Linked DNA regions of Homo sapiens: region 1 is linked to region 2. Evidence: read pairs that join two places in POLR2A ChIA-PET (ENCODE). Cell type or tissue: OCI-LY7. All regions are shown on one strand. Links, peaks and the distances in the headings refer to the core of each region. The heading gives the core; the rest is flanking DNA. Region 1 overlaps LNPEP (leucyl and cystinyl aminopeptidase). Region 2 overlaps LNPEP (leucyl and cystinyl aminopeptidase).

The links. Peaks named below come from ENCODE experiments on the same cell type or tissue, not always from the same donor. Only the 100,000 strongest peaks of a DNase experiment are listed, where the experiment ranks them.
Region 1: POLR2A ChIA-PET joins it to region 2 with 5 read pairs; 2 of 35 experiments call an interaction of 5 or more read pairs at or near these places.

Annotation. Positions count from the first base shown.
Region 1 is chr5:97,012,409-97,016,814 of GRCh38, reverse strand. It overlaps LNPEP (leucyl and cystinyl aminopeptidase), which reads right to left. Exons shown (of 18, transcript NM_005575.3): 12 at 2,984-3,167; 13 at 1,720-1,876. Among named protein-coding and RNA genes, the nearest start is that of LIX1-AS1, 59 kb to the left of the region's middle. In OCI-LY7, for the core only: no CTCF peak of the experiment used is centred there; no DNase peak of the experiment used is centred there.
Region 2 is chr5:96,950,724-96,955,129 of GRCh38, reverse strand. The region is part of intron 1 of LNPEP (leucyl and cystinyl aminopeptidase); the gene reads right to left. Among named protein-coding and RNA genes, the nearest start is that of LNPEP, 17 kb to the right of the region's middle. In OCI-LY7, for the core only: a CTCF peak has its summit at 2,485; no DNase peak of the experiment used is centred there; H3K27ac peaks cover 871 bases.

The sequences.
Region 1 (4,406 bases), core at 246-4,245, 62 kb before region 2:
GAGTAAGCTATTTGCATACTTCTTGGAAAGGCACATAAATATTGTTTTAAAAAGTCATTATTAGCATTTTAGATATAAAAAAAATCTCTTAAGTTGACAATTTCATTTTTAGGAGAACAACTAGATGTGGGCCAGTCACTTGAAACCTTAAATATATGGTCTGCAAGCTTTTCAAAAGAATATGACAAGAAGAAAGCTTTAATTTTTCTAAAGGTATCCTGGAAAGACGACGTTGCTAGGACACAAATTGATTTTACAAATAGCAATATAACAGAAACAGAAGTCTTTGGAGTGAAATTTATCTGGGTTTGAATTTCAGCTTTATCACTTACTAGGTAAGTGACTTTAAAGAAGCTATTCCGTCTCCTCGTTTATTTAATGGGGGTAGAAATATCTACCTTGGCACTGTGTGATAATTAAATGAGGTAATCTACATTAAGCACTAAGCACGGTGTGTAAAAGCACTCAAATGCACTTGTTTCTGGTGTGTTTCAATCATTTATTCACTCAACGTTTACTGAGTGTCACTACAGGCCAGGTCATGTTCCAGGCACTGGTTTTTATTAAGGCTGCTAGCTGAAAGCCTTATGAAATAGAAAATGATAAAAATCTTAACCATTAGAAGAGACCTCAGAAAATCATCTAACTTAAGCATCTTGCTTATGGATAGGGATGGGGTAACTCCTTTGGGGTCAGATCAGAAACTTTTGGGGGAGAAAAGCTTTTCAAGCTCCATACATCCACTCTGCCCTGCGTTCCCTCCATTCACTGAGAATCATGCAGGTGATGAGAGAACTGTTCATAGGAGACGCAGGGTAAGGCAGTAACAGAGGCAGAAAGAAGGTTGTGTACATATGTAACAAACCTGCACATTGTGCACATGTACCCTAGAACTTAAAGTATAATAAAAAAAATGTTAAAAAAATGATTTAATCCAACCCCTTCCTTTCACCAATGAGAATACCAAAACCCCAAAAGACTTATTCTAATTCTTGGTCTAATACTGCCTTCCTTTCCCTAAAAGCTGCCTTTTGCCTGGGTCCCTGGGAAATCTCACTAGTTTATAAAGCAAACTCTGTTGTCAAAATGCGCTGATTCAGAGAATTAGATAAAAACAAATAATTTTTCACTCTCTTCCAAGCTTTTAAAGTCTCTCAACAGTTTAATATTAAAAGTATCCAAAATAACAACTGTTAAGATCAGGCAGTTGATATTAAGAAAGGTAAAATGGTCTCTAATACTAAGACTCCTTTAGTGCTTTGCAAAGAAACATATCCACCAGCATCATTATCCTTTAGATAGTTATCAGTAAGAACCCTTAAACAGAATATTCTCAATACAAACGTAACTGTCATTTTATAATGACCACTAGAAAATTAATGGGGAGATCTACTTTGCAAAAGGGCCTATTTCAAACATTCATCATGTAGAAATAAAACAGGATCTGAATAGAGAAATATTATTCTCATGTGACCTCATTTTGACAGTGGTGTCAAATGTCTGTATTTTGATATTCAAACAAGACCATATCATACTAAGCCTTTATCAGCTCTTCATCATAAGCAACATCTTGATTTTAAGTAAAGATTTCACAAGCAGGAAAGTGAAGAAAATGGAATTTAACTGGTTGCTTTTTCAGCCTATTACTGGCTGAAAATGGAACCATGAATAACAATATTAAAGATAAACAGCAAGAAGCTGGCAAAAAGGCAGACTTACCACCAGTCTTGAGGCCAGATCCATGTATCCCAGTTTTTCAAGGAGGTTATAGATGAGGTCTGTCTGAAACAGGGCTTCGGTGATGGGTGCAGTATGGTTCTCATTTCCAAGATAATTAATCAAATCAAAGGCCCTCTTGAGAGGTACCTTGCCTAGGCTAAAGGATAAAAGAACAGGAAAAGTAAATATGCAGAGACACACAGAAGAAGTCTATGCATGCTAAAAGAGAAACTTAGGGTTAGATGGTGAGTCTTGGAGACCAAAAATTTAAACTTACAGTGGCATTTTGTAAAGTTAAGCTAAATATGATTATCTCTGATTAATTTCATGAGGCCCAAGATTAAAGAGGCATTTCAAGAGAAAGATAAACAATAGCTCATTTTTTTTTATTCCTAAGTCTCCTGTAAATTGCTACTAACTCAGCAAAAGTATAATATCTTGGGTTAGAAAAGATGAATAGTACTAATTTTATTTATTAATTAGTTATATTTGCCAGGAAAGAGAGTATAGCATAGAGAGTATCTGATTTCTTTTTTTAATTTTATTTGTTGGTTTAATGGGAATTTGTTTTTCAAACTTGTTATGACAAGGTCTATTGTGAATTTACAGTGAGTACATTTTTAAAATTAACCATTTTATAGGAATCACAGCAGCAATGGCTAGGATGACGTAAGAAGGGCACTTCATAAAAAACGAGACAAAATGGAAATGCCCAGGGAGATGAGAAGGAACACGTCAGTGTTTTTAAGCCTATCATCAATCTAAATTGGTAATATTCTATTCAGAGAATATGTTTACATGAGGTCACTGTCATCCTTGGCTTTGGGATTCTATAATGCATGAGGTGGTTGGGGAGGCAAGCAGTACAGATAAGGTGGCTCCAGCCATCAGAGATGTCCCTCAAAACCAATGCATAAGCACTAAGCTTCATGCTTAAACCAACTGCTGTTTGAAAATAATTCTCTTATAAAATAAAATAGAGCTTGAACTCGTGTATCAAGTTTAGTCAACAAAATATGTATCCTGTTTTTGATATCTAGTCTTGAATTATTATTAAATCCTGTTTCATTTAACTGTTCAGTATGTTCGTAGCTAATGTTTTATAAAGTCCCTGGAGGCAAAGAACACATATTTTCCCAATCCTCCAAAATGTATTGTACCAACCAATACATGCTAGTTCTTTCAAACTGTTTTTCATATATGTTCTTTACCTCAATGACATTTGTTTAAAAAAAGAAAAAATCTCAAACTAAGTATACTCTACCCTGCAAGTTCAAAGATGTTGTTGATAAGGTTGGCTCGGTCTTTGTCACTCAGAACATAAGGATTTATTTTCAACTGATGGATTAGTGCTTCCCAATCATCATCTGCATAGTGTACAATATAATAACCATTCATGTTTATATTCACTTTGACCCACAGCACTTCTTCTGTAAGATTGATGACACCTAATGGAAACCAAAAAAATGAGAGATTGAGAGAGAAGACAATTGGACAAGAAAAAAAAATTATGAGTGCTTTGTTTTTTAGTTTATTTTTATATTTAATCATTCTAGTAAGAAAAAAATGCCTGTCTCCAAGTACAGTTATTTTCACGTTAGTGAAGGTCAAGACATTCATTTAACAATTATTTATTTACTGTGCAATATTGGCTGTAAGCTAGGTGCTGGAAATCAAATGGTGAACAAGGTAGATATGTCTCTGCTTTTAGAGATCTCACAGTCTAAAGTAAACAGGCAAGTACAATATCATACAAGCGCTATTGACAGAAAAAGAAAAGACAGCATTCAACGAATGCACATAGAAAAAATGCTTCCCTCTCCTAGGGAAAGTTAGGAGCGATTTCTTGGAAGAAATGACATCTAAGTTGTCATTCTTCTAAGAGACCTCAAAATATGTAGGTGTTGGCCAAGTGAAGAAGATATAGTAGGGAACCCAAGTGCTCAAGGCCCAGAGAGAAAGTATACATGTTATCCATGCACTGAACTGGCTCCCAAGTTCATTATGGCTAGAGGAAAGAGGGAGGGAGAAAGTAAAGGTGTAGGATGAGGCAGCAGGGGAAGACAGTGAGAGAACTGTGTAAAATGTGTCCCATTTTGGCCTCTGTCTTTTGTCATGTTAGCAAAGGAAGAACAAACAAAGCCATTTAGAAAAGTCACATTATTTAAAGCTAGCAAAATAAACATTAGGGAAGGCTTAAGATTGCATAAGGGACAAATAAGAAATAATTGGGTTAAAACAATAGGAAAGGATAGGCACTTCTGGGGTCTCTACTATAAATGCTGAGAGAACTGTTAGAAATTTCCATGGAATTATGTCAACTAATGTACCAATAATGAAGCGCTGAGAGTTAACTGACCACAAAATATATGTATGAATTTTTAAAATCCTTAAAACTGCTAATGAAGAAATGTCTTTTAAAGTTGGCAACAAGGATGTAGACTTAATTATAATGGGGTATGCTTCTAAGCATCTTGAGGTTTACTATTATTTAATAGAATATAAGCTACATAAGCTTACTATTTTGCTTACTGCTAACGCCTCAGCCCCTATAACAATGACCTAGCAGGTACTCAACAAATACTGCTGAATTAGTCAGTGAATGAATAAATAATGACTATGTCACAATAAATAGTTTTAAATCAAGTGTAGACAAAGGTTTGTAGATATTTATTATATAATTTTTA
Region 2 (4,406 bases), core at 235-4,234:
AGAAGGGTCATTTTTTGTTTTGCTTTAAGTTTTAAAAACATAATTGCAGGCCGGGCGCGGTGGCTCACGCCTGTAATCCCAGCACTTTGGGAGGCCGAGGCAGGCGGATCACGAGGTCAGGAGATGGAGACCATCCTGGCTAACACGGTGAAACCCCGTCTCTACTAAAAATACAAAAAATTAGCCGGGCGTGGTGGCAGGCGCCGGTAGTCCCAGCTACTCCGGAGGCCGAGGCAGGAGAATGGCATGAACCCAGGAGGCGGAGCTTGCAGTGAGCCGAGATCGTGCCACTGCACTCCAGCCTGGGCGACAGAGCAAGACTCTGTCTCAAAAAAAAAAAAAAAAAAAAAAAAAAAATATATATATATATATATATATATGTGTATATATATATGTATATATATATGTATATATATGTGTATATATGTATATATGTGTATATATGTATATATGTGTATATATGTATATATGTGTATATATGTATATATGTATATATGTATATATATATATAGAGAGAGAGAGAGAGAGAGACTTGCAAGAATGAGAAGAATGAGGAATATGCAACACTTCAGCACTCTGATTTTAATTATACAAAGGCCAAATCTGAGAAGCTTATTCATTTGAACAATTATTGCACATTCTCATATGCTGGATTCCAGGTCTTTGCTCCACAAATTCTGTCCACTCACACAAAGGAACCATACAAGGTCTTCTGTATAAAAGTATTTCTGACACTTAACTATAAACATCAGCAGAGTGAAGGGCTAAATTTCTATAATGTCAGTAAGTATTTCAAGGTATTTTGAATGAATGGGTTAGAATGGGTAGGTATATCATCTACTTTCATATTAATAGAATTCTAGCTCAGGCCAGCTGACCTTATAATTACATTTCAGGATGTACATGTTTACATCTGATCACAGATTACCATATGTCTTATTTTAGAAGGAAAGAAAAGGAAGATAGTTTTAGGGTTGTTATTGATAACTTCAACTTGGAACTTTATAGTCTCAATTATCTCTATTTTAGCATGCCATAACCCAATACTAATGTCTACAGAGAACCTTGAGATCACTGACAATGCTGCTGTGGACAGATTAATACAGAGTATACACTAGCAACCATTTTATTTATTCTGCAATGTACCTAGTAATCAAAGGCTTGGTGAGCAATCCTTAACCTCAAGGATAAAAGCAAGCACAAACTGACGAACACCGGTTAGAAACTGCTATGGGTTCAGAATCAAAAATAACCTTTGCATTATGCCAACACAAACATTTCTTATATTAACCTCTATCAACACATCTGGAGTAAAAAACAAAACTTGAATTAGTATACATAAACTAAGACATAGATTTGTTTGCTTCTTAGAAATTAATATTTTAATTGAAAAAGAAAATACCAAGATACAAATGGACAAGAGAAAACTTTCAGATGAAAAGCCAAGATAACACATGAAAATCCTAGAAATGAGAGAACCACACATTTTTATATATGGCAACATATTATTTGGCCACATATTATGTTCATATAAGGGAAGCCAACATGCAGGGAGTGAATGTCCTTTTGTACGTCATTGTATTCTACGGCATAAACAGGACTTTAAATGGCCTCAGGGATGTCTGGGTTTCTGAGAAACGTGGGAGAAGGAGGGTAGAGGTAGCAATTATTAATGGAAAAAGAATTAGTAACTCAGTTTTAAGCAAGTCTTAGGTGCTAATCAAACTCCTCTATTAAATTTGCTCTAAGAAAAGGACACAATAAAAGACTCCAACCATTTTGTGATTATACCTGTCTCTGTGTCTATACCTTACTTTCACACTAACAAAATGCTAATCAGGAATGCGAGGGTCAAGCTCTCTTTCATAAAACCCGGTATGTGTGAACACCTGGATGAAAATCAGTGTGTAGCTTACAGGAAGTACCTTCCTTTCCCTACTGCCAGCCAAATGGAAATTACATTATAGCAAGCCAATAGATTAACCATCTGTTCCAGGTATAGTCAAACCCCACGGGCTGGTCCCAGGCTGACCTGGTTAGGCCCGGGGCAAAGCTTGAGAAAGCAGATCAATCCTAGTCATTCCTGGCCCCAGAAAGCCCAGAAAAAGAGGGCTGATTCTAGTCCTCTTAAAGGTCTAGATCATTCTATGGCAGGGCAGGTATGAAACAAAGGGTTTTGTATCATCTGGGATTCCTGGGTCCAGAGATCAAGAAAAGTAGGAGAAAAAAAAAGTAAATGAACTTAGCCAAGTAGGCCTTTAATTTATGAAAACTAAGATTAGTCTAAGAGATCATGAAAGGGCTGAGAAATTAAATGATGTGTCTCTATTATGTTTTCGTTGAGGGGCTGGGGTGTTGGGAAAGGGGCAGCTTGTTGAAAACCCTTTGGATATAAACAAAAAAAATGGGGATAAAAATAAATGATTTTTAAAGGCAATAGTTTAAGAAAAATCTGTCTCTCTCTACTTTAGCACCATCTAGGGCTGAAATAAATGACGGTAGAATCCGCACATAACCAAGGCATCTGATAATGTGGCCAGTCAAATATGCCTGGCCAGAACATTCCCCTCCTGTGACCTAGATCTATCTTAAGAAACTTGCTGCCCAATTCCAACAGCTCCACTTTCTACCTTCTGTGGACTCCTAAACTATTCCTCTCCAGTTCCTGAAAAACGCAAGATTAATGTTCTCAAGATGTGATATGGGTACACCTAGAAATCCCTGATACCCTTGCAGGAGGCCTTCAGAGTCAAAACTATTTCATCATAATATGTTATATGCCATTTTCACTCCACTTCTCTCATGAGTGTACAGCAGAGTTTTCCACAGGCTACATGACTTGTGCTATTACAACTGACTGAATGCAGAAGCAAATCTGAAAATCCAGTTGTATTCTATTAAGCCAAACATCAAAAAGATTTGCAAAAATGAAAAATAATGCATCTCACTAATCCTTTTGTTTTGGAAAATAATAATTCTCTTTTTTTTAAATTTTATTTAATATGTAAAAGGTGTTTATTGTTATTAAATAAATATTTTTAAAATGTTAGTGTTAATTTTTAAATATCTAGAGAAATAACTCATACAAACAAAAGCTCTTAGGGGTCCTCGATAAAAAAAATTTTAAGAGTGTAAAGGAGATTCTAAAACCAAAATGTTTGAGAAGCATAACTCTGCCTTCGAAGATAAACTACTCCCAAACTCTCCAGACATCTTGATCCAAACATGCAAGTTTAGTATACTAAAAGCATATAGAGTAAATACACAAAGTAAATAAATACAGAAAGTCTGAATTGCTTCAGTGCAGGACAAAAATGGGACAAGGGGTTTTTTGGATCATCCTGAATTACTGTGTCCAGAAAAAAAAAAATTGAACTTAACTATAGATGCTTCTTTTAACATCCTCAGGCAGGAATGTAAACTCCAAAAACTTATTCCTGTGGAAAAGTAATTTTCTTTATCCTGAGGTTCACAGAAAGAAACTGTCTAAAGTGAAGACTCCTATGATACAGTTGTATCCCCCATCCCGCCCCCGACACCCTGCAAATTCACATATTAAAGCACTAACCCCCCGCCAGGTGCGGTGGCTCACGCCTGTAATCCCAGCACTTTGGGAGGCCGAGGCGGGTGGATCACGAGGTCAGGAGATCGAGACCATCCTGGCTAACACAGTGAAACCCCGTCTCTACTAAAAAATACAAAAAATTAGCCAGGCGTGGTGTGGGCGCCTGTGGTCCCAGCTACTTGGGAGGCTGAGGCAGGAGAATGGCGTGAACCCGGGAGGCGGAGCTTGCAGTGAGCTGAGATCGCGCCACTGCACTCCAGCCTGGGTGGCAGAGCAAGACTCTGTCCCCCGCGCCCCCCGCCAAAAAAAGAAAAAAAGCACTAACCCCCATTGTGATTGCATTTGGAGACAGGGCTTTTAAGATGGTAATTAAGGTTAAATTCGGTCATAAGGGTAGAGCCCTAATCCAATAGGATTGGTGTCCTTGATAGAAAGAAACAGCAAAGCTCGCTCTCTCCACATATGCACAGAACAAAGACCATGTGAGGACACAGCAAGAAGGTAGCATTCTGCAAGTGAGAAAGAGAGCCCTCACCAGAAACTAACTATGGTGGCCCCTTGATCTTGGACTAGTAGCCTCCAGAACTGTAAGTAAATAAATATCTGTTGTCGAAGCCACCCAGTCTGTATTACTTCATTCTAACAGCCAGAGCAGACTACTACACTGCCTATACTATGTTCCCATATAATTACTCTATAAATATACTAAGGAGTAGGGAGAAATGGAGATTTTAAGCGGGAAGGAAGTAGTGAATCAACGTATTCATAGTACCGCACACAATAATTTAAGTTGTGTGGCCATTAATGAGTTGTTTAGGTTTGTTTTCCTCAAAATGTCATT